7 separate regions of the Mus musculus genome follow, and all the other regions are linked to region 4. Evidence: chromatin loops called from intact Hi-C (ENCODE). Cell type or tissue: heart. All regions are shown on one strand.

What was found. Hi-C counts contacts between places; a loop is a spot of excess contacts. Peaks named below come from ENCODE experiments on the same cell type or tissue, not always from the same donor. Only the 100,000 strongest peaks of a DNase experiment are listed, where the experiment ranks them.
Region 1: a loop joins it to region 4, with 7 times the contacts of the local background. A loop is called at or near these places in 21 of 42 quality-filtered maps.
Region 2: it touches region 4 in a loop (8-fold over the local background); 38 of 42 quality-filtered maps call a loop at or near these places.
Region 3: it touches region 4 in a loop (3-fold over the local background); 8 of 42 quality-filtered maps call a loop at or near these places.
Region 5: a loop joins it to region 4, with 5 times the contacts of the local background. A loop is called at or near these places in 2 of 42 quality-filtered maps.
Region 6: it touches region 4 in a loop (2.5-fold over the local background); 4 of 42 quality-filtered maps call a loop at or near these places.
Region 7: it touches region 4 in a loop (8-fold over the local background); 8 of 42 quality-filtered maps call a loop at or near these places.

Annotation. Positions count from the first base shown.
Region 1 is chr1:55,836,382-55,840,381 of GRCm38, forward strand. No RefSeq gene overlaps it. Among named protein-coding and RNA genes, the nearest start is that of Gm32949, 50 kb to the right of the region's middle. In heart, a CTCF peak has its summit at 2,013 (motif pointing left); no DNase peak of the experiment used is centred here.
Region 2 is chr1:55,734,797-55,738,796 of GRCm38, forward strand. The region is part of intron 5 of Plcl1 (phospholipase C-like 1); the gene reads left to right. Among named protein-coding and RNA genes, the nearest start is that of Gm32949, 150 kb to the right of the region's middle. In heart, a CTCF peak has its summit at 1,772 (motif pointing left); a DNase peak (open chromatin) is centred at 1,745; H3K27me3 peaks cover 1,211 bases.
Region 3 is chr1:55,570,673-55,574,672 of GRCm38, forward strand. All of the region lies in intron 1 of Plcl1 (phospholipase C-like 1), which reads left to right. Among named protein-coding and RNA genes, the nearest start is that of Gm39642, 60 kb to the left of the region's middle. In heart, no CTCF peak of the experiment used is centred here; a DNase peak (open chromatin) is centred at 1,729.
Region 4 is chr1:55,402,705-55,406,704 of GRCm38, forward strand. Plcl1 (phospholipase C-like 1) reads left to right here and starts at 3,242. Exons shown (of 6, transcript NM_001114663.1): 1 at 3,242-3,926. The coding sequence starts at 3,684. It also overlaps the pseudogene Gm8531. In heart, a CTCF peak has its summit at 1,847 (motif pointing right); DNase peaks (open chromatin) are centred at 3,127 and 3,897; H3K4me3 peaks cover 1,524 bases; H3K27ac peaks cover 1,327 bases; H3K27me3 peaks cover 1,039 bases.
Region 5 is chr1:56,975,622-56,979,621 of GRCm38, forward strand. It overlaps a transcript of Satb2 not described here. Among named protein-coding and RNA genes, the nearest start is that of 9130024F11Rik, 6.2 kb to the left of the region's middle. In heart, a CTCF peak has its summit at 1,682; a DNase peak (open chromatin) is centred at 1,710; H3K4me3 peaks cover 2,167 bases; H3K27me3 peaks cover 3,177 bases.
Region 6 is chr1:55,487,395-55,491,394 of GRCm38, forward strand. All of the region lies in intron 1 of Plcl1 (phospholipase C-like 1), which reads left to right. Among named protein-coding and RNA genes, the nearest start is that of Gm39642, 23 kb to the right of the region's middle. In heart, no CTCF peak of the experiment used is centred here; a DNase peak (open chromatin) is centred at 2,087.
Region 7 is chr1:55,754,043-55,758,042 of GRCm38, forward strand. It overlaps Plcl1 (phospholipase C-like 1), which reads left to right. Exons shown (of 6, transcript NM_001114663.1): 6 at 1-243. Among named protein-coding and RNA genes, the nearest start is that of Gm32949, 130 kb to the right of the region's middle. In heart, a CTCF peak has its summit at 1,907 (motif pointing left); no DNase peak of the experiment used is centred here.

The DNA of each region.
Region 1 (4,000 bases), 430 kb after region 4:
TATTTATATGAAATTACACGAAAGTGGCAATTTGCCAAAAATCGTTATACAATGGATTATATCATAGGCATATTTTCTAACTCATGGTTCCCCAGGAATCCTTGAGAGCCATATTTGGCTGACTCCATGTTGTTTGAACCTTTATGTGATTCTTAGAGCCTTTCATTCCCTTCCAATACAATTCTTCTCTGTTTTTCTTTTCAGTGAAAGAGAAAATATCAATAAAACCATGTTTGTAAAATATCAATAAAACCATGTTTGTATTTGACTGGCACAGAAACATTAAATTTTGATAGAGATATCCTTAGAAACTGGTTCAGTGTTGCCATGACCTGGGTGGTTAAAAGGTAAAGAAAGTGCAGATACTTAGAAAGCCCAACTCAACCTGTCTGTAGAGGCCTCAGTTAGCACGGAACTTTGTTCTATGTTAGTTGTCTTAGGACAGAGGTTTTCAACCTTTTGAAACCCTTTAACACAGTTCCTCATGTTGTGGTGACCCCTAACTGTAAGGGTGGGTCTAATGCTAAGTTGCTGTTCCTTAATTGGTTCTTGATGTGTCAGTAAAGAAGCCATGGGCCAATTGCTGGGCAGAAGGGAAAGGCAGATAGGCAGGACTTCCAGGTCCCTGGAGGCAAGCAGAGAGACACAAGGAAGGAGAGGAGAGAGAAAAACCAAGCAGCCCTGTGAGATTTCGGGTGGAACTGTGGCCTGTGGCCACTCCTGCAGACAGGCACTTGAGGATATTTAGCTGAGACTAGATGTAGCTGAGCAACTAAAGTTGAGGGCAGGCAGAGAGGTACAGAGCTAAGAGTGTTGATATGGACACGGTTTTTCGGGCAGGAGATAAGTAGTGCCCAACAACTGTGCCAAAAGGGAAAATTGCAATGGAACAACTGTGTGTCTGTGCCTTTTATCCATGGATTCATGGGAAGTTGGGTGGGGGCTGGTAGTGTGGCCTGTTCCCGGAGCTTAGGTGGGGTAGCAAAAGCTGTATTCAACACTCAACCATAAAATTATTTTCATTGTAACTTCTTAACTGTAATTTTGCTACTGTTAGGAACCATATTATAGATATATGTGCTTTCTGATGATGTTAGGTGACCCCAGTAAAAGAGACATTCAGGCCCTAAAGGGGTCATAACCCACAGGTTGAGAAACACTGTCTTAGAGTTTATTATGACACCACTGAAAATGTATTTTTTTCTGGGAAAGGGGTGTTTAGGGTTTCATTTCCTGCTTTGCTCCTAGACTGTGAGCCATTCAGTAAAGCACAAGTCTGTGTTTCCTGCCACCTCTTGTTCAGCTACTACTCCATAGGAATGGATAAGGAATACATCTGAATTGGGTTTTATATAATGTTCTTTCCTGGTGCTTGTTCTAAAAGTCTATTCTTAAAACAATCCTGCCAAACTCTTGATGATTTTGACGTGGTAATATTCAGTTATCGTAATAAACTATGAGAAATATGAATGCTAAGACGCATTAGCTATTTGATAAAGCCCATAGAATAAAGCTCAAGAATGAGACGATTTGAAACAGTTACATATTAATAATAGTAATTTGGACAGTATTTTCAAAGGAGATGCTCCCTTGATCATGACAGCATAATTTGGTGCCTGACTTCATTGACTAAGATGACTTAAATGTCATCTGAAGAGATCAACAGAATCCATGGGTACACTGTAGTCTCAAGTTATTGACTTCATCGACCTCAGAGATGTGTGCTTCATGTCCTTCCCCTACTCTTCCTCTCTGCCCAACAACGGGAGCAAGGATACTGAACACTCTGAGGTTTGTGAACTTTGGTCTTCTGGGATCAAACCAGTGTTAAGGAGTAACCCAGACCTTTCTATTTTTTTCTGCCCTGAGCTACTAGTACTTCCTGCTATCTATTGTTAGCAGAGATTTGGGTTTAGGAAAGCATTTCTCTACTGTGGGGAAAATCACAATGCAGCTGACAGGAGTCTCACGAGGCAGTGCGAGAATGCCTGCCTCTACACTGCCCTCTGCTGGCATTTCTCTCAACCAAGCCTCTCTTCCAGTAATTCTTAGGATCAAATTCCTTACTTAGTTTTGTGCTTGGAGCTGTGAGTAATAGGAAATACAGTTAAATTAGATACACCTGTAGTTTCAATGTTTTAAAATATTTATCTATTTACTTACTCACTTGCTTGCTTACATACTTACTGCTTTGTTTGGTTGCTTTGGGCTTTGCCCCTTATATGTTAATCTCACTTTTATACTGCCTGAAGTGCCAACTGACTAAATCAGTTCAAAGTGTCACAGCAAAACACTATATTATCTAGAATAAGAGATGGTTCCTTTCATTTTGGGTTACCAAGTAAAGGCCATCAAGTAAAGTCCTACACATTGTACCAATACTAGGGACAACCACGGTCAGAAGGAGGGTATCACACCCAGAAAGCTTCCAGCTTATGCCTAGAGCCAGGGGGTTGGACAGTGCCTCAGACTTGTTGCTTCATGATGAATGGCAAGTAAAATGGATGTGAAACAGCCCGGGCTTCAAGGTCCTCAGGACAAAATCCTTCTCCTACAGAGAAGAAAAGTAGTCAGTTCGATCAATATGTTAAGAATGTTATAGGGCTCTACTCTATTTGAGGATTAGGTCTTGTCTGACCTTTCAGACGATGTCAATGCACAGGATGATGATTGCCTAGCTAGGGTATTTGCTCACTCTCTGGGAAGAGACTAGAAACCATTCTGTAATTGATATTTCCTTCTTGGCCACAGGGTTGGGGAAGAACATGTTTCCACTGGGAAAAGGGAGGTTACTGGGTACAAATAGCACATTTTTCTGCCCTTTAACAGAGAGCTGAGCTTTCTCAGCAGCACGAGGAGAAGCACATATGCGACTCACCTTTAAATGTAGTTAGCAGTTTGTATTATTTGGACATCAGCTTACCAAGTACAAACCATGAATCATTTTATGATATATGCTTCATAAAAGATGCAAAAATGTCAGTTCTTAGCACAATGTTCTACCTCATCACTCTCTCCCACAAAATAAAAACAAAGCAGTCCTCAAATGATGGAGACACTGGATTATTATCACATATTCCTTTAAAATTACCTACTGCTTCAACGAATTATGAACACCATGCAAACGTCCATTAATCAAACCCTAAGGTCCTAGCTGAGCGCTTTAGGGTAAAGACCAGAGTCTACTTTTTATGGCCTGTCTCAAGTAATTATCACAATAATAGCTCCTTTTGGAAACTACTTAGAAATATGCACTGTTTTCTCCCTGTCAAAACATTTATAACCCCTGACATGGGTAGGAACACTGCTCTGCTCAATCAGGGACATCAATAAGCAGTTTGATGGCCTGTGATGAAAGATACTTAGAAAGATCCGACTCGAAAGTAGTCAGACCCTTCACAATAGTCATAAATAAATATCAAATATCTTGGAGTGACACTAACCAGGCAAGTGAAAGAGCTGTATGACAAGAACTTCAAGTCTCTTAAGAAAGAAATGAAAGAAGACCTCAGAAAATGAGGAGATCTCCCATGCCCATGGATTGGTAGGATTAACATAGTAAAACTGGTCATCTGACCAAAAGCAATCTACAGATTCAATGCAATCCCCATCAAAATTCCAACTTAATGCCTCACAGATACAGAAAGAGCAATTCTCAAATTCATCTGGAATAACAAAAACAAACAAGCAAACAAACAAACCCAGGATAACTAAAACCATTCTCAAAAATAAAAGAACTTCAGAAGGAATCACCATCCCTGACCTCAAGCTGCACTACAGAGCAACAGTGTTAAAAATTGCATGATATTGATACAAACAGGTAAACCAATGGTCACTTGATCTTTAACAAAGAAGCCAAAAACATCCAGTGGAAAAAAAGCATTTTCAACAAATGGTAATGATTCAACTAGCATTCAGCATGTAGAAGAATGCAAATCCTTTCTCCTTGTACAAAGCTCAAGTCCAAGTGGATCAAGGACCTCCACATAAAACCAGATAT
Region 2 (4,000 bases), 330 kb after region 4:
TGGTGTCTCGCACTGTGGGCAGCAGATTTTCATTGAGAACACTGTCTTGGCTGTTGAGTCACAGCAGGATAAGCAAAAAGAGGAAACTTGGAACTGTTAATTCCTTAGAGAGTGAGGATGGGCATACCTACCTAAACAACTGCTTCTGTCAGCAGGACCCGGTGTGAATCTCACCTCCATCTGGCCTTCAGAAAGGTGAATGAGGCTTGCTCTTGAAATAGAAGCAGATCTCCTTTTCTTTTAGTATTCTACACGTTGAGGTTTTGCATTTTGAGTCTGCTCCTTATATGTGTTCCTACTGAAGAATTCTTTCTGTTTTCCCAGTTCCATAAAATGAATGCCGTGGACACAGACGCCTTGGAGATTTTCACTTTAACATGCATTGAATGTGGATGCAGTGCGGGCCAATCTGCATGTGCTCCAAGCACAAGAAAAAAAAAAAAAAAAAAAAAAAACTAAAGCAAACCAAGGAAAGAGTAAATGAGTGTGAACTACAGAGCTGACTGTGGTGGCCTAATGCCCTTGAAATGAGCATCGTTTATGAAAAGGTGTGCTCAGAACCACAGCTTAGGAAAATGCTGCATGTGGAGTGTGGCTGTTTGCTCTACTGCCTCTCAGGGTCGCCCTTGGAAGGGAGCTTGTCCAGATCCACTGATTTCTTGTCAGTGCCGAGATGTCCCCTGGAAGGTGCCAGCCTGGCTGTTTGAGTAAGTGACTGGGGAGAGTTAGAGTGGCCCAGGGGGTCCCACCTGAGACTGTTTAGGATGCTCTGTCGACGTTCACTTAGGCAGCACTGCAAACATGGCACTGTGGAATGTGTACAACGTTCATAAAGGCTGTTTTCTAGGAGTGCGTACAGCTTCCTGAATCTCTGGGTAGCAGTTATAGAATCCTGTAGAGGGAGGTGTGCGTACGGCCTTAAATTTGTTTCTAGAAAGGTGGTTGCTTCTTGCTGAGTAATTTTGTTTAATGGTTGTTTATGCTCTTTTCTCCTGGTAGTTTCCATTTTCACTATGTGCTCCAAGTATGGCTGTCCCTCTGAGGTTTTGACTCCTTGTCATATCTCTCTGAATACTCACTTCCTTTGGTTCTGCCTTACAACTTCTTCATGGTCCAGTCCCAAACAAGTCCTCAAAAAATTATATCTGTGATTATACATTTTCAGAAATCAAGGAAAGGTAAGAGAGTAAGAGATCAAACATTTTGCTGTCCTTGACCATGCGGACAGGCCTGTGGCATCTCTACTGTATCCTGGTCTTGTTCTCTTTCTTGGCTTATAAACCTGAGTTGCTATCATTCATTTTGCACTATTAGCAAATGAAAAATATGGAAACATTTCCTGAGGTAACTGACAGATAAGAAAACTGGTTTTAACTAGTATTGGAAAAAAAGTACTGTGTGTGCGCGCATGCGTGCGTGCATGCGTGAGTGTGTATGTGTGTGTGTGCGCGCGCGCGTGCGCTGCATAATGGTGGAAAATAAGCAGCAGTGGATGGTGGGCTTTTGGAGATGTTTGATTGACAGTTTCAGTGTTTACTAGAACTGTTTTCCACCTGAAGTCTGTGAACAGCATGTTTACCTAGAATGGCAGTGTTGACTTACGCAGGTCAGTGACACATCGTTGTATTTGACAACTTGGGAAGCTATCAGAATTTATTTGCAGCTCTACATGGAAGCAGAGGAATGGACCAAATGGCTTCCCAAGGATGTTTCTAATCCCTGGAGCCCAAGATGCACTGGCTCTACCCAAGCCCAGAACAGGGGTGCCCCCTCCTGGCCGATGTGAGAATTTCTCATTGTATGGTGCTAGACATGCATGGAGCATAGGAAATCTCTGCTTTTACTTTTAACTTTAGGTAGATTTATGCATACTCAAGCTAATCTGACTTATATTTTCATTTCTTGAGTAGACTTTCCATGTCACAGAGATAAGGGGCTCTGAAGTAAGGAGAAAGAACATTAGGGTACTGGGATAAGCCAAGTTTGAGAAATAAGCCTCAAGTTTAGGCTTGTCTCTCTCCCACTTCATAGTTTGCCCTGTTTCCTTTCACAATTCATGGTTTAATTATTCATTGTTCAGCTTAACTGACTTTATACGTAGATTTCTTATACACATAAAAGACCTTTAGAAATGAATGTGGCCCCTCCGGCATTCTTCCTCTCTGTCCTCACCCACATCCAAACTTCTTGACAAAGTTGCTTAGACATGCAGAGTTCACCTCCTTACCTCCCACTCATCCTTAGCCAACTTTCATCTGTCTTCTCCCCCGCCACTCCATTAAATCATTTTCCCAAGGTCATCAGAACCTTGTTGTGAAATACTGTGAACACTTCTCGGCTTTTCTCTTACTTGATTGGTTGTGAGTGTCTCCCTCCTGCTCCTGGTTCACGCTGCTCCTGTCTCCTTACTGCATCTCTGGACTTTCTCCCAGAAGCCTTTGCAGATCCTTCCCTCCTGCTAAATTTTGGTGTTCCTCTGAGTTAGAGGTAGGCTCTCTCTCTCTTTCCTTCTCTCCCTTTCCTTCTCTCTTCCCCCTCTGTTTCTCTCTTTCTCACTCTCTCCTCTCCCTCTATATTTCTCTGTCTCTTTTTCTTCCCCTCTCTGTCTCCCTCTGTCTCTCTGCCTGTCTCTTTCTCTCCTTATCCCCCTCTCTGTCTCTTTGTCTCTCCCTCCTCCTCTCCCCCTCTCTGTCTCACTGTCTGTCTCTGTCTCTCCTCTCCCTCTCTGTCTCTCCCTCTTTGTCTCTCTATCCCTCTACCGTCTCTCTACCTCTCTCATCTCCCTCTCTCTCTCTTTCTCTCCCCCTTTCTCTGTATCTGTGTCCCTGTTGTTTGTCTGTCTCTCTCTGTCTCTTTCTATCTCTCTCTGTTTCTCTCTGTGTCTCTGTCTCTGCCTCTCTCTGTATGTCTAGAGATGGTTTTGATTCCTTTCTGTTCTGTCAGCTCGCAGGCCTCTCTTGTAGTGGTTGTCTCTGCTTATCTTTGGATGATGCTCACTCCTACATACTTCATCTGTCCCACCACATGAAAGTATCCACACTACAGCCAAGCCAGAGCATCTCCTGTCTGCTCTAGTGACTCCTGTCAGATTCCTACCTCAAAATAATGAAACTGAGATTCTGGGAGGGAGATCTTTTTTCTGATCCATGCTCTTTTGGATCAGCCTCCGGGTCATCTCGCTAAGAGCCTTTTCTTCTCTCAGCCCTCACCGCCACGGCTGTCTTTCCTTACCATGTGTTTTTTAATTCTCCTCTTTCGTATATGCTTCTGCCCCTTTTATAGCACAGCAGATGGGGCTACTTTTCTAAACATAAAAAAATGGCATGACCACTTTCCAGCCGTGGCTTCCTTAAGCCCTTCCTGCAGCTCCCAAAATCCCTCTGCACAAGCCTGTGGCTGCTCTTCCCCACCCCCCCCCCTTTCCAGGTCTCCTCTCATCATTTATTCCAGGTTCTTCCTACTCTGAACTTGTTCTCCTTCTTTAATGGCATGGGGATGTGATGCAGTCTGTCCTTGACGCCTCAACAGCCTTCCTTTGAGCTGGGGAGATGGCTCAGCCAGGAAAGTGCTTAGAAGTGTGAGGATCTGTAAAAAGCCAGGCTGGGAGGTGGGCACCTCTAATCCCAGCACTAAGGAGACAAGAGAATTCCTAGAGCTTGTTGGTGCCAGTTTAGCCAGATAAGTGAGAGTTACTTTTGCACAATGTGTGTGTGTGTGTGTGTGTGTGTGTGTGTGTGTGTGTACGTGCACGCTTCCCTGAGCTCCGGCTGTCATATACCACCACATCTTCAGGATTCCTTCACTGGTGTCTCCCTTTTCCTGTCCCTTTGCATTCCGACAGGTGTGCTTGCTCTGAGTTCCCACATGATCCTGTTCTTCCTCACGTAATTACTTCCGTCTCTCCTTCCCTATTCGGTAGTCTTTCCTGCTTCACGCAGTTACATGGATTTTAACACAGCGCGTTTGAACCAAGCTCTAATTAATGAATAAACCTTTAGAA
Region 3 (4,000 bases), 170 kb after region 4:
CTTTATGTTAGTGAGTTGGGTGTCTTACACAGACTTCTCTGTCCTTACCTCCCCCAGTGTAATTAAATAGGTCTAAAGTTTTCAGGGTTGTTTGTTTGTTTGTTTGTCTGTTTGAAAGAGAAGGTCTTTCCCATAGTTCAGATTGGCTTTGAACTCATGATCTTTCTGCCTCTGTTTCCTAAGTGCTGGTATTGTATGAGTGTACTTTTTCTCAATACATTATTATATGGATGGAAGTTTCTGGAAAGAACCACACCTTACATCGATCCTCAGCAAGGATGATTGACTGGTCAACACCTCAGTGTGGATAATAGTCCGGTTAGCACTTGAGTGAGAATGGTTGGCCGGTTAGCTCTTCAGTAATGTGGAGAGGTTAATAAGTGTCAGGTCCAAAGCATAATTATTTGGTCCATGTCTAGCCCTTTAGTAGACGTTTGTCACCTTTTTCTGTATGAATCTTACATCCTTACGACTATTAGATAAGTCCTTGAAATGTACCAACAGACCCCTAATATCTAACAACCGAAAGGCTCAGAATGCCATCTGAGGCCTATAGCTAGATTTCCCTACTCTTCTGTCATCTGCCTAACTGATGTTTCCCACAATGTATTTGCAGAGTGTCTTGATTTATGATTTTCTTTCTTCTGTTACTATAAAAATCCACAACCTGTGTTGGAATGTGGCATTTGTTGTAAGCTGGGGTCATGGTTGCACAATAAAGAACCACATAGCCCTTCTCAGGTGAGACTTGCGCTATTTGCATTGGCAGTGATGACGGTGTAAATGTGTTGGCACTGCTGAGCGGTGACAGTATGACTCCATCTTCTGCCTCATTTTCTTGTTATCATTACATGGAGCTAGTAATTGCTTTGTTTCAGCCTCTATTTCCTTTTCTTTGTTGGAGCCTTCCAACATTCTCTAAACAGTCTGTAAAATGTCTCCAAGTGTTCCACATGGTCAGTCAGATAATCCCACAGCGCCATCAGCCAGAGGCATGATGTCATTCTGGGTATGTCCATTGTGACTCTCCCAGGGGTCCTGAATTCATTCATCTTTTCTTATTGCTGTTTGTTTATTACTCTATTTTTGTGAGGCAAATTCTCTAGTAGCTTCTTGCAAAAAGATAGTCAGAAATGAATTTTGTATATTTTTGCCTCACTGGGTAGATAGGCACAATGGACTGACTGACCAGGGGCAGATGACTCAGGTGGCTTTTTTGTAGCTGACCCCCCGCCTTCACCGACCCCTGCAGAATATTTTACAGAAATCTTTCTTCTCTTAGGCAGTTCATTTTCCCAGAGAAGAATCTTCATTTACCTTGCAGGGGAATAAAAGCAGCCTGTTGATGTGGATTTGAAGGATCTTTGTGTTCAGTGCACAGCTTTATTCATACAAAATGTTCTTCTCAGTACTTGCCCCCCTTAGTAACTGCTGTGCCTGAGTCTCTAGAGACTCACATTTCTAGTGCGTGATGACAATTAGTTCTTAGGATCCGGGATATGCTTATAAATATTTTCAAGATTTCTAAGAAATAAATAAGCAAACAACATCAACAGAAGAAACAACAAAACAAAACAAAACAAAACAAAACAAAAGCCAACTCAGAAACCAAAATTCAGATTTGTGATATTGGCTGGTGTTGGCTGTACAAATGTTCTCATGGGGGTTGAGTTCAAGCTACTGGTGTGGGGTTACCACAGAGCTAGATCACTGCTTATCATGAGGCCCTGCCAGTCCTGGGGAAGCCAGCTGCTGCTCATCAACCACCAAATCTAAGACAGTCTGGTTTTAGTGATAGTCTTATCTCTCAGAGTATCCCATGTCTCCATTTGTTAGATCTCAGGAGTGAATTGCTTTAACTTTCCTTTTCTGTGTTAAAATGTTTTCTGAATCTGTCCCCATTCCAAATGTTATACCAAGTCACTCCTTCCTTTTACTGAAGTAAGAGTTTATGTTTTTGTTTCCTGACATCTACCTGGTTTTGGAATTTTAAACCAAAAAGGAGCAAAATCATCTTTCCTTTGCGTCTTATTTACTTTTCTGTTGCTGTGATGTAACACTCCGAGAAAAGCAACTTAAGGAAGGAGGAGCTTATTTTTGGTTATGATCAAGGCACAGTCTATCATGGTAGGGAGTCAAGGCATCGGGAGCCTGAAGCAGCTGCTTGTACTGCACCTACAGTTGTGGAGCAGAGAGAGACAGCTGCAGGCTGGTGTTCTGCTCACTGTCTCTATGGTCCAAGACTTCCCTGCCCAGGGAATGGTTCCAGCCACAGTGGATAGGTCTTCTGATCTCAATTAAGCTGTAATGATGATAATAGTTGTGTGGTTAGTGTTGTCTACTGGACAGAATCTAGGATTACTGGGGAGATGGGCATGCTGTAGAAGATTATCTTGATTAGTTAGCTGTTACAGGAAGACCACTGTGTTGACACTATTCGCTGACTGGGATCCTGGACAGTATATATAGCAAGCTCAACATTACCATGTGTTTGTTTGTCTCTCTATGCTTTTTCAACGTGGGTAGGGTGTGACCAGCTCCCTCAAACTCCTGCCAGTGTGATTTCCCTGCCACGAGGGACTATGGCCTAGAACTATGAGCTAAGTAAGCTCTTCCTCCCTTAACTTGTCTTTGTCAGGGTGCTTTACCACAGCATCAGGCAAGAAACCAAGACACTGCTTTCATGAAGCTAAAAGACATACTCTTTTATAACAAAAATAAAAACTAGCTATAAATGACATCTTACCAGGCACAGTGGCACTTATGTATAATCTATGTCCGTGGAGAGCAGCGGCTTGTGAGTTTGGAGCCAGCCTAGGATACATAATGAGACACTGTCTCAAAAAACAAACAAACAAACAAACAAACGAAACAGCAAACATATCATTTGCTGCTAATACGATTTTCAACAATTCCATTAGATATTTGTTTAAGCCTTTAATATATAAGGTTATGGGAAGTAATTTCTGACTTCAATATGTAGGCCAAAATGTTCAATGTAGCTTTAACTATGCACATTTTATATCAGGTACCTATGTGGAAATCATTGCAGTTTATGGTGAGATTTTGAACTTCAAAAATATGGAGGGAAGTAAGTTTAAGGAGACAGAGATTTTATTTACTGTCTAGTCAGTGTTCTATTGCTGTGAAGGGACACCATGACTATACCAACTCTGATAAGAGAATTTAATTTAATTGGGGCTTGATTATGGTTTCAGAGGTTTAGTTTATTATCATCATGGCAGGGAGCATGGTGACAAGCAGACAAATGCTGGAGCAGTAGTTGAGAGCTATATGCTGATCTGTAGGCAGAGAGAGAAAGAGAGGGAGAGGGAGGAAGAGAGAGAGGGAGAGAAAGAGGGAGAGAGGGAGGAAGAGAGAGAGGGAGAGAAAGAGGGAGAGGGGGAGGGGGAGGGGGAGGAAGAGGGAGAGGGGAAGGAGAGAGAGGGAGAGAGAGAGAGAGAGAGAGAGAGAGAGAGAGAGAGAGAGAGAGAGAGAGAGAGAGAGAGACTGGGACTGCCTTGGGCTTTGAAAATCCCAAAGCCCACCCCCAATAACACACTTCCTTCAACAAGGCCTCACCTCCTAATCCCTCTCAAGTAGTGCCACTCCTTGATGACCAAGCTTTCAAATCTATGAGCCGACAGGCTAGCTAGTCTTATTCAAACCTCACCTTTACTTCCTGCATGGCTCACATTGGTCCTATGGCAGTTGTATCTTTCCTTTTTGGAGATAGAGGAAGTTGGTGCTAGGGACACGTTTAGTCCAATTTTGGAACACACACATAATCTATCTATCTATCTATCTATCTATCTATCTATCTATCTATCTATCTATCTATCTAGATATCTACACACACACATCACAATATTTGTAGATATTAGTAACACAAATGTCTTAAAGTTCTTTCTATTCTGTCCATAGTATGTTATTTTATGATATTAAAATATTATTTAGACAGGGTTTCACTATTTAGACCATGCCAGCCTAAGACTCACAG
Region 4 (4,000 bases):
CGCTAGCCATCTCACCAGCCCCAAAGCAAGTGTTCTAAAGATATTCATGGATAGATTTCTGTAGTGTTTCAATATGACAAAACAATCACTTTGGCTTAAAAAAAAATGACCCTATCACTTCTCACACGATGAGATTTCTAGTACTCAAGGATCCCAGAATCCCACTTGAGAGAAGAAATCAAAGATAAGAATTAGCAGCAGCAGAACAAGCTGAGAGCACTTGTGAGTTGGGGTAACTCGGAATCTGAGACTCCACTTAACAACTAGGCAGAAACCGAGCCAGGTCTAATAAACCTGAAAATGCGTAGCTGAAAATACGTAGCTGAAAGTCAAATAGGCCAGCTTGGCGCTGCTCATCGCGGGAAGTCACTTCAGAACTGAACTCTGGACCTAAGAAATAGCCAGTGAGAAAAATCAAGACTCCCTCTATTGCTGAGACATCACAGTGAGAGAGTAATTTTGATAACTACTTTCTATGTGCCAGATAATTCCTTGTAAAGAATTCTACTCCATTTTACATATAAGGAAACTAAGAATCAAAAGTTTCAAGTAGAGGCCTGCAAGGTCTCTATGTGACTCACTGGATGAAAGCACTTATCAAACCTGACAATTTGATTTCAATTCCTGTAATCCACATGGTTGGAAGAGAGAACTAATTGCTCCAAGTTATCTTATAACCTCTGCACACACCTACGGTGCGCATGTGCGCACACCCCCCCCCCCACTCTCCACAAAATAATAAATAAAACATAATTTAAATTAGGCTTGAAGTCGCTTGCTGAAAGCTACAACCAGCTAAAAAGCAAGAGAATCAGAGATATGTGCTAGATGGTAATTTCAGAGCCCGTGTTCTTCCTGCTACATGCGTTTCTCATAATAAGTAAGTTCCATCCAGGCACCATTGTCCTGGAGACTAAAAAATGGTTCCTCCACTCCCAATGTCATTCATGCTGGTTATGACAATGTCTTGCAGCAGGCCCAGCCCCAGCCCCATTGCTCCTAGAGTTTGGATCTTGACTGTCCCCCAAACCCCATGCAACTTTGCTCTCTTGGGAGGTGGTAGAACCGTAAGAGTTGGGACTTAGTGGGAGTTTTTCTTGCATCAGGAGAATGCCCTTGCAGGAAACTGTGACCTTGGTCTCTTCTTGCTCTGATTTCTTGCCTCTGTGAGATAAGCAGGCACATGGGGGCATTTTTAAATTTAAAATGGCAGGCAGGAGAAGCCTTCTGAGCTTATGGCAGGAGACAGCAGAAATGAAAGACCCTTTAGATGTACTCCAATATTCTCAAGGCCGAGTGAGTTAGACAACCTCCCTGAAGAGCTCAGAGTCTTCAGCAGTTTCTGTGCATTTGTGCTCGCAGAAGGTCACAAGGGACGAGTGCAAAGGAAGGGAAGATGGAGTGCAACTGGTCGGTCGTGAGTGGAAACAAAACATTTTGCAAACCATATGCTCTATGGATGTAAATATATATGGATATAAATATATAATCATATATGGGTATATGGATGTAAATGTGTATGGAAAAAATATATATGGATATAAAGGCACACAAGCCTGTAGGATAGGAAACACTGGTATATAAGACTCATATAGGAAAATGACGAGGGAGATATCTGCAGCTTTACAGTCTTCAAAGGACAGCTCACAAGTGGCAAGTTGACAAAAGTATCAGAAAGCAGACACCCTGACATCTGTAAAAGACAAAGTTAGGTGTAATAATGAGAGAGCATCAGAAAAACAGTAGCCTAAAATTGGCTATACTTCTGAGGACAAAATATATTTTCTATGTAACAGTTATGAGAAGAAGCGCTTGCTATTTCGGTTGTAGTTCTCAACATCTCACTAGAGGGCAGTGTTGCTTCTAAAACCAGAGCTGGCCTCTCATCTAGAGGACACTCATTTCTGGGTTGCACGTATATTTAAAGAAAAGGTAAAGTCAAGTCTTTCCAGTCTTCCCTAGGAGATGGTAAATGTCAAATGTGAATTCTCCCAAGAGCCCCATCCAATTTTGACTGGTTGTAGCCCCAGGGGAGCCAGATAAAAAAAGTGAAGAGAGCTTGGAAGGAACTGGGTAGCAGATCTGATTTTAGTGTCTGTACTAACCAGTCAGTAGACAAGGTCCTTGGGCTTTCATTTCCTCTGTTAAATAAAAGAGCTGCCCTAGATGACTCCTAACACCCCAGCTCATCCTTAAAATGCTAGAATTTTAATAAATTTCTGGCCCTGAAGGGCTGAAAAATTTCTTGGTGCTATTGGCCACGTAAGGAAGAAGTAAAATCTTGAATTATGAAATAATTAGTAATTTAAATGCATTTAATGATCTAAGTGAGATTCAGTACGTCGTCCAACTCTCCAGGGACCTTAGAGCCATTGTCTACATTTGCTCATGGTGTGATTAATGCTACCGAATCCCTGCTCTCCTCTTGGTTACTAGCTTGGTGGAAGGAGCAAAATGTAATGATTTAGAATTATATGTAGAAAGGAGGCTGGACCCTCGTCGAGAACGGTTTAGGGTAGAGACTAAACCTGCCAATGACCTTGTCGCTATGTGGCTTCCATCATCTCTGTGTTTCATTCGGCGGCGTTCCCAGGGTTTTCGTTGCTCTGCTTCCTCTTACCCTACCTACCCCTTAAACCCAACTCCTTGTTGTATTGACTCAGATTACTGAGTGAATGTAGAATCCGCTCATAGAACCCGAGACAAACTGTGGAACTCCAGGGTCCTAGTGCGTGGACTTCACTTCTAAGGATTGGCAGGAGAGCCAGTGATTGACCCTTGGCTGTGCCAAGTGTCACTACTACACCCCTCCAAACACTCTAACCTTCTCGCTCAACATCTTCTTTATTCCAGATTTGCTGTTTTGCAGTGTTTCCTCCGTCATCTCACTGCCGCCCGCAAACCACCCCACCCGCGTCCCATTTCTTGAACCTTCAGGCCGCTTTCGTCTCCTTTCTAAACTTCCTAAAATGTACTCTGAGTGCCTGTGGGTGCGCACACTGGCGCGCGCATCCTCGCCTAGTACCGGGGCCAGCTGGGCTGGGCAGGCTCCGAGCAACAGAACACATTCCATTCTTCGCGCTCGGGCACACCCCTCCGCGGTGAGGATTGGTCGGCCCGAACCCCCTCGGTGAGCCTCGGCTCCTGAGAGGCCGGGGAGCCTGCCAATCCCCACGGGCTGTCAAAACAAGTCTTCCCTCCCTGTCACAGGCGAGCGGAGTGGAGGCCGCCCCGCCGCCGCACTTCCTGGGGCCGCCGTGCTGCGGTCGGCGGGCAGGTGGCTGGTGGCCGATCCGCAGTCGCCGCTCCGGCCGCGCACGTCCCGGCTCCGAGGCTCCTGGCTCCGGCGCCCACTGCCTTTTGTCTGCACAGAGCCGGCGCTCGCCTCGCGTCTCCAGTACCTCCCGCTGCTTTTCGCCTGCTTCTCCCTCCCGCTCACATCTTCTCCCCGCCCCCGCCGCCCGTCCGCGCCGGCCCGCTGACCTCCTGGACCACAGCCCGAGGACGCCTCTGCCGGAGCGATGTCTCCTTTCTACAAAGTTGTGGCTGCCACTGCAGCGGCCGTGGCGCGCTAAAACAAAGTCTAGCGGGGTTTCCTTCTGGTGCCTGAGCGCACCCGTGCCCGGGGCTGGACGCCGCTGGCGGTCGTGCTGTCTCGCCGGGAGCCTAAAACGTGCTTGGCTATGGCTGAGGGCGCGGCTAGCAGGGAGGCTCCGGCGCCTCTCGACGTTGCCGGGGGCGAAGACGACCCCCGAGCCGGCGCCGACGCTGCCTCAGGGGACGCCCCACCCCCGGCCTTGGGGGGCCGGATGAGGGACCGTCGCAGTGGGGTCGCGCTGCCGGGCGCTGCGGGGGTCCCCGCGGATAGCGAGGCCGGCCTCCTGGAGGCTGCACGAGCGACCCCCCGGCGTAGCAGCATCATCAAGGTAAGCGGAGCAGCAGCGGCCCAGAGCCTGGTATGGGTGCCGGGTGGGTAGGGGACATCCCCCCTCCAGCCCCT
Region 5 (4,000 bases), 1.6 Mb after region 4:
CGCTTGCTAGACTGCTTTTCTTTCTACCCAGGCCTTTGTCCTCTTAAGGCCTGTTTTGCACTTTTAATGACAATGGTGTTTGATTTCTCCTGTTGCCTCTGCGGTTTTGGCTGTGCGGGTCCTCTGCCCAAGTCGGCTTAGGTTGTGTGCTAGCCTTAGACCACCTAGGCCCGCCAGCCCTGGTAGGACGCCGCTTTGCGTCTTTTCGGCCACGATCTCTGAAGGCCCAGCATTTACCCCCAGCCTCTCTGGCTCTCAGAGGCACTTCCAAAAGTGCGCTGCCTCTTTTAGAGCGCTGAAAGTTTGTGCTGCTTCTCTCTCTCTCTCTCTCTCTCTCTCTCTCTCTCTCTCTCTCTCTCTCTCTCTCTCTCTCTCTCTCTCTCCACCCCAGGGCACTCATTTCAAACTTCATGGAAACCGCCACCTTAAAAGCCTTCGAAGGGACGGTTTCTAGGAATCAAGACGGGCCAAATGCTTCTCCTGGAGCTGGCCCCTCTAGGGGCGGGAAGTGGGGAACGAGAGGGACTTATTTCTTACTAAGGGTGCCTATGCCAATTTTGGTCTCGGACTGTCCCGTGGAAAGTTAGGCGACTAACACTTTAAAAGACCTCATACTGCCTCTGCATTTAGATTGCAAATCCAGCGAGTCAAGTGGGCAAGGAGCTGGAGGCCAGGAGACTGGGGAACCCGGACGGGCCTTGGGGCAGCTCCTCTAGAATGAGTTTAAGCCAACTTTCTCAGACTGCTCTGGGGACTGACCAGAGCGCAGCAGCAGGCTGCTTCGTTATTACCCAGCTTCCTCGTTGGCATCACAACCCGCACCAGGCAAAGATAATACGACTCGCAGTTAGTTGCCCTGGCCGCTCTAGGGTCCTGGGGGGGGGGGCGGTAGGACAGCCTAGGACATGGTGGGATTCTCCTAGAATCTGGAGAGGAACGTGCCTGTGAGGCCTGGTCAGAGATGAGACTGGTAGGGTGGTGGGCAACTAGTTCACGAGAGCTACCAAGGTGTCTGGGAGCTGGAGTTCAGGACAACACACCGAGGCCAAAGCCCAAGGGGTGGGGGGAGTGCCAAGCGTTACTCCATCAATTGTGCCAGGGAAGACCTGTAACCTGTAGCTTTCTGTCAGAGAGCCTAGGCGACAGAGATGGGCGTCTGGTGTGGCTCTGCTTTCTAGAGAGAGAGTAGTGAGGAGACAGGTTTCAGAGCTGGGAGAGTCCTTGGGCTCATTTGGTTGTCAGATTCCTGGTCACCATGTGGGAAATCCGGGAAAGGCAGGGGACTTCGCTGGCGACGCATGGCATAAATATACCCAACGCCGGGGCTCCTGGGATCGACGGATTTTTTTTTTCAATGCCTTAATGGGTAATTTCCTTCCGTAGCAACGAGAAAATGACTGCCTAGTTATTGTAGTCTATGCGTAGAAATCTACAGCAAATGATGGAAATTAACAAGGCAGGAGGGAGAAAAGGCCAAAGGAACCGCCGCGGCCTTTCGTCCCGATCTTGGGGCTGCGCTGTTTTTCTCCGGGAAACACCTAGCGAGGCCGAGAAATTCAGGCCTAAAGCGAAGATCTAGAGGCCAAGAATAGTGACCAAGGTCCCTCCACCTCCAAGACCAGGTCACTGCCAGGGGTCCCCGCCCAGAGTCGAGGCGATGCCTCCCTACAGCGCCACCGCGTGGGCTGCGGCTGAAACCGGCTGCGCTGGCTGGAGCGAACCCTTCCGCAGCGCCGGAATCCTCAGGTTAAAGAGGAGTGGAGCGGGTGCGGTGCCCAGTCCAGGACACCATCAGACTACTCAACACCAAACTGTGACCGCGTATGCAAAACATCCTTGCCTGCAGTTGCGCCCAGACGCTTGTGTTGAAAACTACACCTAAAAAGAGCAAGACATGACATTCCACCAGCATCCCAAACTTCTTGGCAGGCCGATCCACACCACCCTAGCCCGGGCAGGGGAGTTCAGGCCGTCGGATGCCAGGCAGCCCTAACCGGAGCAGTCGCCGGAGCTCACTGCGACTTCGCTGCTAGGCTAGAACTTCACAGAGTTGTTCAAGCCAGGACGCAAAGTCTAGGCACTTACTGGAACCACAGAGAAGGCGCGTAGTCAGTGTATCCTGCGGACCAAATTGCCCAGGGACTGCTTAGAATACTTCCTTGGATGGCGCTTTCACTTTTTTCAGGGTCACAGGAAGCCCACCAGGCACTCGCTTAGTCCAGTTAGGCTTGTAGTCTGAACTAAAGTCCGGGTGACAGAGACTCTGCATCCCGGGACTCTGTCCTCTTCATGCACGGTGGGTGCCTTCCCTCCGCGTCCTGAGGACAAGCCCAGCAGAGCTTGGCGTCTCCTGGCGCCGGTCTGGAGTCGCATTAAGACGTGGCTTAGAATGCTTTGCTAGGAAGGGTGGTGGTGTTGTTTAATAAATTAAATTCTCTACCCACCTCTACCCATCCCCTCACTCGCACACAGTGGAACTGCCAGCAATTGAAGGGAATAAATAGCCTACTCAGAAAGGTGTGAATTCACCTAATGCCCACCCTAATTATAACAGGAGCATGCCCTGGACACCCGAACGTGCAAGTTCCTCTCCGGGCCAGATCTGGGTCTTTGGAACCAGTGACCAGTGCCACCCAAAATATATCTCTGCAGTCGGGAGGGTTGAATTGCGGCTCTCCGCGACAACTTGGCCTGCTCTCCAACAGCCTCAGCAGCAGCAGAGGTCTGTTCATTTCTGATACCTGGTACCCGTGACAATCTTACCCTGCCAAGCCTCACAGTCCCGGCCAAGTGGCTCACCTCAGCTCTCTGCGCTTGCCTTCGCCCCTCTTGCTCAGTCCCTAGTGAGAAGTGGTGGGTCAACGAGGCGCCGATGCTGGCCGCTCACCTCCAAGAGCCAAGGAAGGTGCCCTAGGCGTCGCAGGTCCAGCCCCGGGGCTGATTTAAATAACTAATAAGCTCAGAGAAATTTTACGAGGGGAACTTTTCCTTTTAGTATCAATAAAGCTTAGTAATTGGGTTTGTTGGTTACCTATGCTTCTCTCTCTCTCTCTCTCTCTCTCTCTCTCTCTCTCTCTCTCTCTCTCTCTCTCTCTCTCTCTCTCTCCTTCCCTCCCTCCCCTCTCTCCCGCTCTCCCTCTCTCCCTCTCTCCCACTCTTCTCCATGTTTTCAAAAACGGAGTGGCTACGTGGTGTGCATTTGTGTAGTGTGAGTGTGAATGTAAGGAAGGTGTTTGTTTTGTTCGTTTTCAAAGCACTTAGCATACAGAACAATCATGATTTGCGCTCAGGAGTGGAGAGTTTTGAGAGGTGAACAGTGGTTATTTCGGAAGAGAAAAAAAAAAAGCACAAGAAAAATAGAAGAGGAAACACTTTACCATTTTTGTGTCACAGTTTAAGAAAACGGCAATGTTTCCTTAATATTGCCTTTTAACTAATTTTCACTGTGTTCAGAATCGTAGATTTTAGTGATAATTTGGTTTTAATAAAAGTCTACTCCATAATACAATTTAAAATTTTATTTCTACTTCTATTTCGAGCATTTTTTTTGCAACAGTAGATATTTTCCTGTCCATGTATTAAGGTTTAATTTTTAGGATAGAGAAGATTGTTCCGTGTACAAGAATTGCTTATAGTCAATTAATTAGTGTCTTTACAGTAGTTTCAATCCATACAAAAATCTTGGAAAGTAAAAACAACTGGAGTGGTTTTCACTAAGCAAGTGGGCTTCTTGTTTGCTTTGTTTTTCTTCTTTTACACATGGAACTTAAAGACTGGACTTAAAAACAACTTGAAAATGTGTTATACTGAAATTTACCTGAAGTTAAAATCTGTTTCAAAGGCAGCACAGCTAGTATATACAGGTGTCATTTAAACGAAATGAAGAACATTTTTGCCTCAGTATTATTAATAGGAGCGGATACTAAGTGGTCAGAGAAAAAGAAATGAGATTGAGTTTTCCAGGGGGCAAAGTGTTGGCTTCTGAAGTTACCAGAAGCAT
Region 6 (4,000 bases), 85 kb after region 4:
TATTTCAAAAGTGTGGAAATGCAAACCCAGACCCTCTGGGACTGGAGTTACAGATGGTTGTGAGCCACCGTGTGGGTGTTGGAAATCAAACCCTTGTCCCCTGGAAGGGCTGCCAGTGCTCTTAACAGCTCAGCCAGTGTAGTCTCCCCTCCCCCAGCCTGAAACCTGCTTGCTCAGGGGTGGGGCTTCCCGCTCAATCATTCTGCCACGTGCCGCTTTGCTGTTTGGAGCCATCACGTGATCACCCTGCTACTGGACTCCAAGATTATTTGGCGGGAATTGGGCCCCTCCCCCTTCCTTCATAACGGGAGTGCCGAAATAGTAAAAATTGAACCTTGAGCAGAGACCTTTGTCTTGGTTCCTTCCTTATCTCGTGCAGCCCAGCCCCTCTTCTCTTCCAGGTTTCCAAAATGCCTTTCCAGGCTAGAACCCAGGTTGTGATCTACTGGTCAGACACAACAAGCCAGCCTTGAGTCTCCATGAATCTCTTAGTGTCTATTGAGCTACTTGTTTTGAAACATTGTTAGGCCTGCAACTGACATGTTGGCCAAGGAACCTGCTAACTTTTAGCACCTCAGGGAGGTATCAGAAACTCTCTTAGACAATCATCCCCTTTGACCTTTCCAAACAGCTTGTCCAGGTCAGGTCTTCAGTAGATGAGAGGTCAGAGCAGGCTCTTAGCCCCCCCCCCCCCCCCCCCCCCCCCCGTTCTTATTTATGGTGTATTTGCTCGGCTGTGCTGAGCTTTGTTGCTGAAGAAATTAAAGAGTGGATTAAAAATATGTTCTAATCCACTCTTTAATAAGTTACTGTTTACTTGGAGGAAGATGTTAGTTGACTTGAAATTGTTATTTTTTTTTCCCTCCTGGTTTAATTCAAGAGTTTAGGGTTGATTTAATCTGGTCCTGGAGTTATTTTCCTGTAGGTTAGGTAGCTACTTCCCTTCTCCACACAAGTAGAGGAAGGCCTTTGAATTCAGTGCAGTATCCAGATAGCACCATTAGCCACATAACTTACTTTTTCCTTTACACTAAGCCTAGACAGCACGTGGGGTGTTGAGTCACTGCTCTCTGTTTCCTCTCCTAGTCATTTGCATACTTTTCTCTTCTCCCTTTTACATCACTGAACTATTGGTAGACTTCAGGGATGGCCTTGAGTTTTATATGAAGTGTGCTTCCTCATCCAGGGTGGCATTGCACCTTAATGGCAATGGCCATGCCGTAAGTCCAGTCTATATTTCATCAGCTACATGTGATCTCAGACAACCCAACTCCCCTAAGCTTCCATTTTTCTTCCCACATGAAAATTGAAGATGATGAAGATGAAACTACCTACTTATTGAGCGATGGGGTACATCAATTAAGAAAGCTCCGTACAGAGTCTCCACATAGACTCTCAGATAGTCACTTTTGTGATTGCTGCTATAATAGTTGGTATTTTATTGTTGCACTGTTTTTGTTTAAACTGCCTTTTAAATTCTGTTTTGTTTAAAATGAGTCTAAGACAGATTTGAGTAAAAGGTTTTTCATAATAGAAGAGAAGCCAGTGGTGGCTCCATTGTCCCAGTCAGTTAACATGTGGTACTTACATAGGAAGGAAGTGAGTAACTCCATCATAACAGGCTGAATATAATTATTTGGTTGATTACTAGGTTTTTAATAGGAGCTAGCAGCATTCCAGCATTGATCTTTCCAATTACATGATCATATTGAATCATCATGGTATAGGAAGGTCTGTTAACAAAGGTCTAAGATCTCCTATATACCAAGTTGTAATTGCTCCAGCTTTCCAGGTGAATTATTTTTTATTATGGAATTATTCAAAATGATGTTCATGCTTACTTAACAAAAAATCTTTTCTGCAAAATTAATAAAAACTTTCTTATTAATAATGTATCACAGACATATGCTTCTTTTGGGAACTAAGAAGCAAAAATAGCCCAGCATCTTTTAGGCTGGCAGCCCACAGACAGAGTACTCTTTTTTCTTTCTATTCACTGCGACTTGGCCAGCAGGAAGATCTGTGGTGTGGCCAGTTGACGAGCAGCCAGCTGAGGAGCAGCCCTGGACAGCATCATTAAGCTGTGCCAGCCGGGGACTTCTCTCTTGAGAGAGACTCTAATGGGCTGGGTGTTCACAGCCGTGTTATAATTGGCTTCTGCAAAGTAGAATGTAGATACTGCTATCCCCACCCATCTGGTTGTGGGCTTTACACATATGTAAATAATGGAACCCTTACTGTGGCTGTCCATGGGGCTTATGACTCAGAACTCAGACACCCATATGGTAAAACGTGTCATGCAGCCAGGATTGGGGGTGGGGACATCATTGCCTCTGTGCCTGCCCATTATATCGATCTACCAGCTACAAGTAAGAAAAATCTAAACAAACAAAACTAAAATGCAAAAATGAAAACAAAAAACAAAACAAAACAAAATGTTGGCTCTGTGTATTTGTCCATTGACAGGTTATCAGCACATCAAAAACACAGACCTTTAATTGTGATGCTAGACACCCTGAACAGGATTTTAGATTAAAAATATCAAAACAGTGGGGCTGGAGAGATGCCCCAGTCGATAACAGCACTTGTTGCTCTTTCAGAGGAGCAGCAGTATGGCTCACAACCATCTTGTAATTCCAAATCCAAGAGACCCAACACACTCTTCTGGCTTCCTCAAGCAGCCAACACACACGCGGTGCACATAAGTATATGTAAGCAAAACATTCATGCACATAAAATAAACTTAAAAAAAAGGACACTAAGAGACAAACAAAAATCTTTTATATGCTATGGTTAGTTATCACTGTTGCTTACTTACTGATTTATTTCTTGATTATCTCTTTGTTTTATCTCCATATTCAGCTTCTAACAATACCTTTCATTCCTCTTTTTGTATCTGCTAACATTAGCGTGAATAACACAATAGTGTCTATAATAATTCTTTCATCAGAATGTAAGCACAATTTCAAAGCTGAGGTGTTGTTTATAAACTTCCCGGTGTACAGAATCCAATCTGGAAAGAGGATACTTGTGAAAATACTGACCAAGTTCCATCTCAATGGCTTGTAGTGACATTTCCAGATGGGTAGGCAGGTATTAATCCTTGGTTTTAAAAACTTCAGAACTTTGTTAAGTTTTGCTTATTTGAGATAAACTCCATTTTCTTTTGCCATTTTCAAAGGTAACAACAAATGAATATTTCATTGATTAATGACTTATTTAAGTACTTCTACCTTGGAGAATTAGATTAATTTTGAATATTGAAATTTGAAGCTATATTAAATTATTTTTCTTAGAAAAGTAACTGTAATATTATGAAAGGATGATAGACCAGTGAGTAAATCACTTGTGCAAGTGTGAGCATGAGCACCCGAGTTTAACCACAGTGCACAAAGAAAAGCGGGGTGTGGTGATGCATGCTTCTGGTCCCAAGAGCAGGGCCAGCCAGACTCCTTAGCGAACTTCAGGCCGGTGAGAGACCCTGTTCATAAGGGGAGAGATGCCTGGACCATTATACCTGAGGCTGGCCTTTGGCCTCCACATTCTTCAGGCCAATGCATGCACACACACACGCACACGCACACACACACACTTACAAATATGTGCACACATATATACAGATGAATGTATAAACACAAAACTATAATGGTTCTAGTATAGAAGAGTAAGGATATACAGGTTATGTATGTGCATGTGTCCATGCACCAAAAGCAAATTAAAAATGCTTAATAATCTTGCCATATGAAGATAACCCAGGTTAAAATTTAAGCAGCAAAGTGATTTTTAAAAAATTTACAGTTTTATTACAGAAAATGTATTATCATAAAAGTAAATTATCTGTTTGAAGTGACTTTGAAAGATTTATTGATGCTTCTTAAACCTTCTAAATCATTTAAAAAAAGAGCAAGAAGTTTTTACCTGAAATTTCATTTAAAATTGTAAAAGACAAAAATTAAACAAGATTAAGCAGTCTTTTCCTTACATTAATGAATTGGTAGTT
Region 7 (4,000 bases), 350 kb after region 4:
GATATTGAAGTTCAAAAACAGACAAATCTATAAAATAAAAATAAGATAAAATTATCACATAGTAACATTTTGATTTTTTATTTCCTCAGACATTAGATGTAACTGTGCATGGTATTTTAAGAAAATTGATGTATTTTATTTGAATGTTTTTCAAAAAACAGGTAAACATAGTTTTGAGAGATGAAGAAATTTCATATTTAATTCAATTTATTATTTTCATTAAAAGTTTGGAGGTTTTAATTACCCAAGACATCTTTCCTTCCTCACCTTAAAACACACACACACACACACACACACACACACACAGTGCTTCTTGGTATTAGTTGGAGATACTTCTATAAAAAGGACAAATATTACCTCATTAGCCAGAAAACCTCTTCACTCATGATGCTATTTCTGGTAAGAGTGAACATCTAAGTGGTAATCTTAGGCCCATATAATAATTTATGAATATTATACTATGTCTTGAATGTGATATTTCATAATATATTTAATAGACTATTGTTAGACTTTTTCTACTTTTAAATTTTTTGATATGCAACATTACTGTGATAAAATCTATTATAAAGTTATTTAAGTTTTTCTTTCAAAGAAATTTCTACAAGTGGTGTGGTTGAATCTAAGGTATTTTCAAGCATATGTCTACATATGGTATACAAATGTTCATGGCACTGTTATAATAGTCAAAAACAAGAAAAAGTACAAGGGTATGCATAACAACTGATAAAAGACAAAAGCCATGTGATCATAAAGTGGATTTTAGTATATTTTATTAGTTTTTAAAAAAAATGTTTTTAACTGAAATAGAATTACATCACTTTCCCTTCCCCCAGACCCTTCCAGGTATAACAAAAGCAGGGGGAGATTTCAATTAAGAACACACTTGGAGCTCTCTGGGCCAAGCCAAGCCGTCCTGAGCAGCCTGCTGTCCCAGGGGTTCCTCCATTCTCCAGCTGCCTTTCCTCCACCTCCACCAGACTCCTGAACCATACAGACAGGAGCATGTTGTCCTCTGAGAGACTCCACCCAGCAGCTGACTCAGACAGATACAGACACCCACAGCCACACAGTGGATGGAGCTTGGGGACTGTTACAGAAGAATAGAAAGTAGTGTGGGCCCTGAAGAGGATAGGAACTCCACAGGAAAACCAACACAGTCAACTCACCTAGAACCTTGGGACTCTCTGAGTCTGAACTGTCAACCAAAAAACATACACGGGCTGGAACTAGGCCTCCCTGCACATATGTAGTACATGTGTAGCTTGGCTTTCATGTGGATCCTGAACAACTAGAGTGTGGGCTATTCCAAAAGCTGTTGCCTGGATGTGGGAAATGGGTCGCCTTGTCTGGCCTCAGTGGGAGAGGAGGTGCTTAGCCTCACAGAGACTTTAAGTGCCAGGGTGGAGGGGGATACCCACCTGCTCAGAGGAGAAGGGGAGGGGGATGGGTGAGGGGTTGGGGAAGAAAAAATAAATTTAAATAAAAGGAAAACAATTTCATACACCTGCAAGAAGGAATTTCAACAAGAAAGCAGGGTGTTTCAGTTAGCAGGCAAAAGGATACATTCCATTGTGATCATTTAAATACATCAAGTCCAAAGAAAAATTATTTTTTTTCTTTATAAATTCAATCCTACATGCAAGTCTAATAGTTAACGGAAAGGTGATAAGTCAGGGAAGGGTGCACAGGAGGAAGTAGACGAAAGGGAGACCTCCGAGAGGGAGGATGCACTGCTTATGGACACGTTCTCAGAAATTAAAATTATTAAACGCAACAAGTCCAGGTTAAACTTTCAAGTCTCCAGTCACCTGCATGATTAGGGAGAGGGATACTTGGTTATAATTAATCACACAGCAGATTGGCACACCATGGATAACGAGCTGCTCAACACTGCCCTCTGCTGTCAGTGCCATGCTAGTTGCTCTCGGGTGTGGGGAGTCACTGACTTTAGAGGAGTCAGCCGAGAGTACATGGTACATGCATTGACAGCTGTAGCTAGAAATAAACTCTTGATTACTATATAACATTGAATATGCGAGGAAACTGTAACATTTAAGGAGATTTTTAATATCGTCAGTTCAATCCTTAACGTTTACTACAATGAATTGTAGTTTAGAGTCTGTTATAGTAAATATAATGGATATTTTTAAATAAGAGGAGTTGAGAAATAAGCAAAGCACTCAAATTATTTTGTGGTTGGACTCCATACCATCCGTTCTGTCAAAGATGACAAAGATACACATGTACAGGGCTTCCCTGATTTTTTCATCAGTCTACAATATGTTTTATACATTATCAGTTACATCTACTTTCCTTGAGTATGTATCAAAGCATGTAGCTCAAGCAGTGAATTCAATTTGCTATTATTAAATATGAAATAAAGTTTAAGCTATTTTATGTTCCTTTAGTTATTAATCATATCTTCAGGTATCAGCCAGCTGAATGGTTTATCAGAATACAATGTTTTTAATTATTTCGTTCAGTTTTGAGATCATCATGCCATTTTCTTTCCTTCCTTCCCCCCCCTCCCCCCCGTCATGTCTTCTTTTTCTTTTACAAACTCATGGTCTCTTTTTTCATTAGCTTTTGTTAAACACACACATTTATTCCTAAATACTTAAAGTACAGCCTGCTCAGTCTGTATAAAGCTGTATGTGTGTTAAGTGAGTAACTGATCGGCATGCCACTCCCTGGGGAAGAATTCGTTCGTTCTCTTCAGTTCTTTATTAGAGCTGAAGACTTAAGGGCTTTCACCATCCGTGTTCCTTAATGAAGTGTGAGGTCCACACTCATCTGTGGGCAGAAGGATGAATATTTAGAATGGGGTTAGGGGTTAGGTTGGGTTAGTAAGATGGCAGTTGTAGTTTCTCCTTCAAGATCAGTGATGTTTCTAGCCCTGCTTAGTTAGCTAGGGTTCCAGACCTGTCATGGTTTCCCTCTTGTTGAATGGGTCTTCAGCCCAGTTAGAGAGCTGGTGGTTGCCGCCAATCCAGCCATAATGGGTCATTATTGTGGTTTGTAACTAGGTGGGACCATTGGTTTATTCCCTCCTTTGGAAGCTTGCATGGCTACTTCTAGTCCATGGAAGCTAGGCCACAGGGAGGAAGGAAGCTTTCAGGTCTGTCCAATCTAAGGGGCATCTGGGCCCTGGGTCTAAAGTGCATGTTTTCAGCAACAGGGACTTACCTTCTACCTCTGGGCAAGAAGTGGGGTTTCATGGGGAGACATCCAAGGCCAATAGAGACAGCCTGTTGTGTTTGGGAATCTCTTGGGTAACCTTGGCCAAACAGTAGCAAGAAGGCCTGGTGTTAGGGGTTTTGCTAGATGTCTTTGGCTCTTGAAGACAGCATTGTAGTCCCAAGGGGAAATTTTCATTTAAACTATTTTAGTGTATGTTTATATTGAACTACATGTATTATAGCTGTTGTGAGGCAGATAGTAATTAGTTATGACTTAGGGGGTCTTCACATATCCTACTGTTGTTTACCTATCCTCTTCCTCTGTACTTATCTCCACCCGCATTAGTGCTCTCCCACCTTTCCATTTCCCCCACCGGATGGATTGGATCCTGCTATTTTCCTCTCTACTGCTCCATAACCAATCCTGGAGCCCCTTTATTTTCCTGGTTTCAAAGGGTTCTCAAAAGAAGAAAAAAATTGCCCAATTTATTTCTAAATATCTCATGAATTAAGGGAGAATCAGAATGAAATGGAGATTATTTTGAGTTCAAGTTAAAATTAATTAAATTCAGAAATACACCTTCTATTTTTCAGGAACTAGAAAAATAGAAGATTGAACCCAGTGGAAAGAAAGAAAGCTTATAGCAGAAAGTGGTGAAATAAGATTAACATTGAGTGGGACAAACCAGTGAAACCAAAGTTAGTTCTTTGGGAAAGATCAATAGAATCCCAAGCTTCTTACAAACAGAAAAGAGGGGAAAAGGATAGGGCAGCGATTCCTTATGCTGAGTGAGAAGGAATCCCCTCGATTCAGATTATAC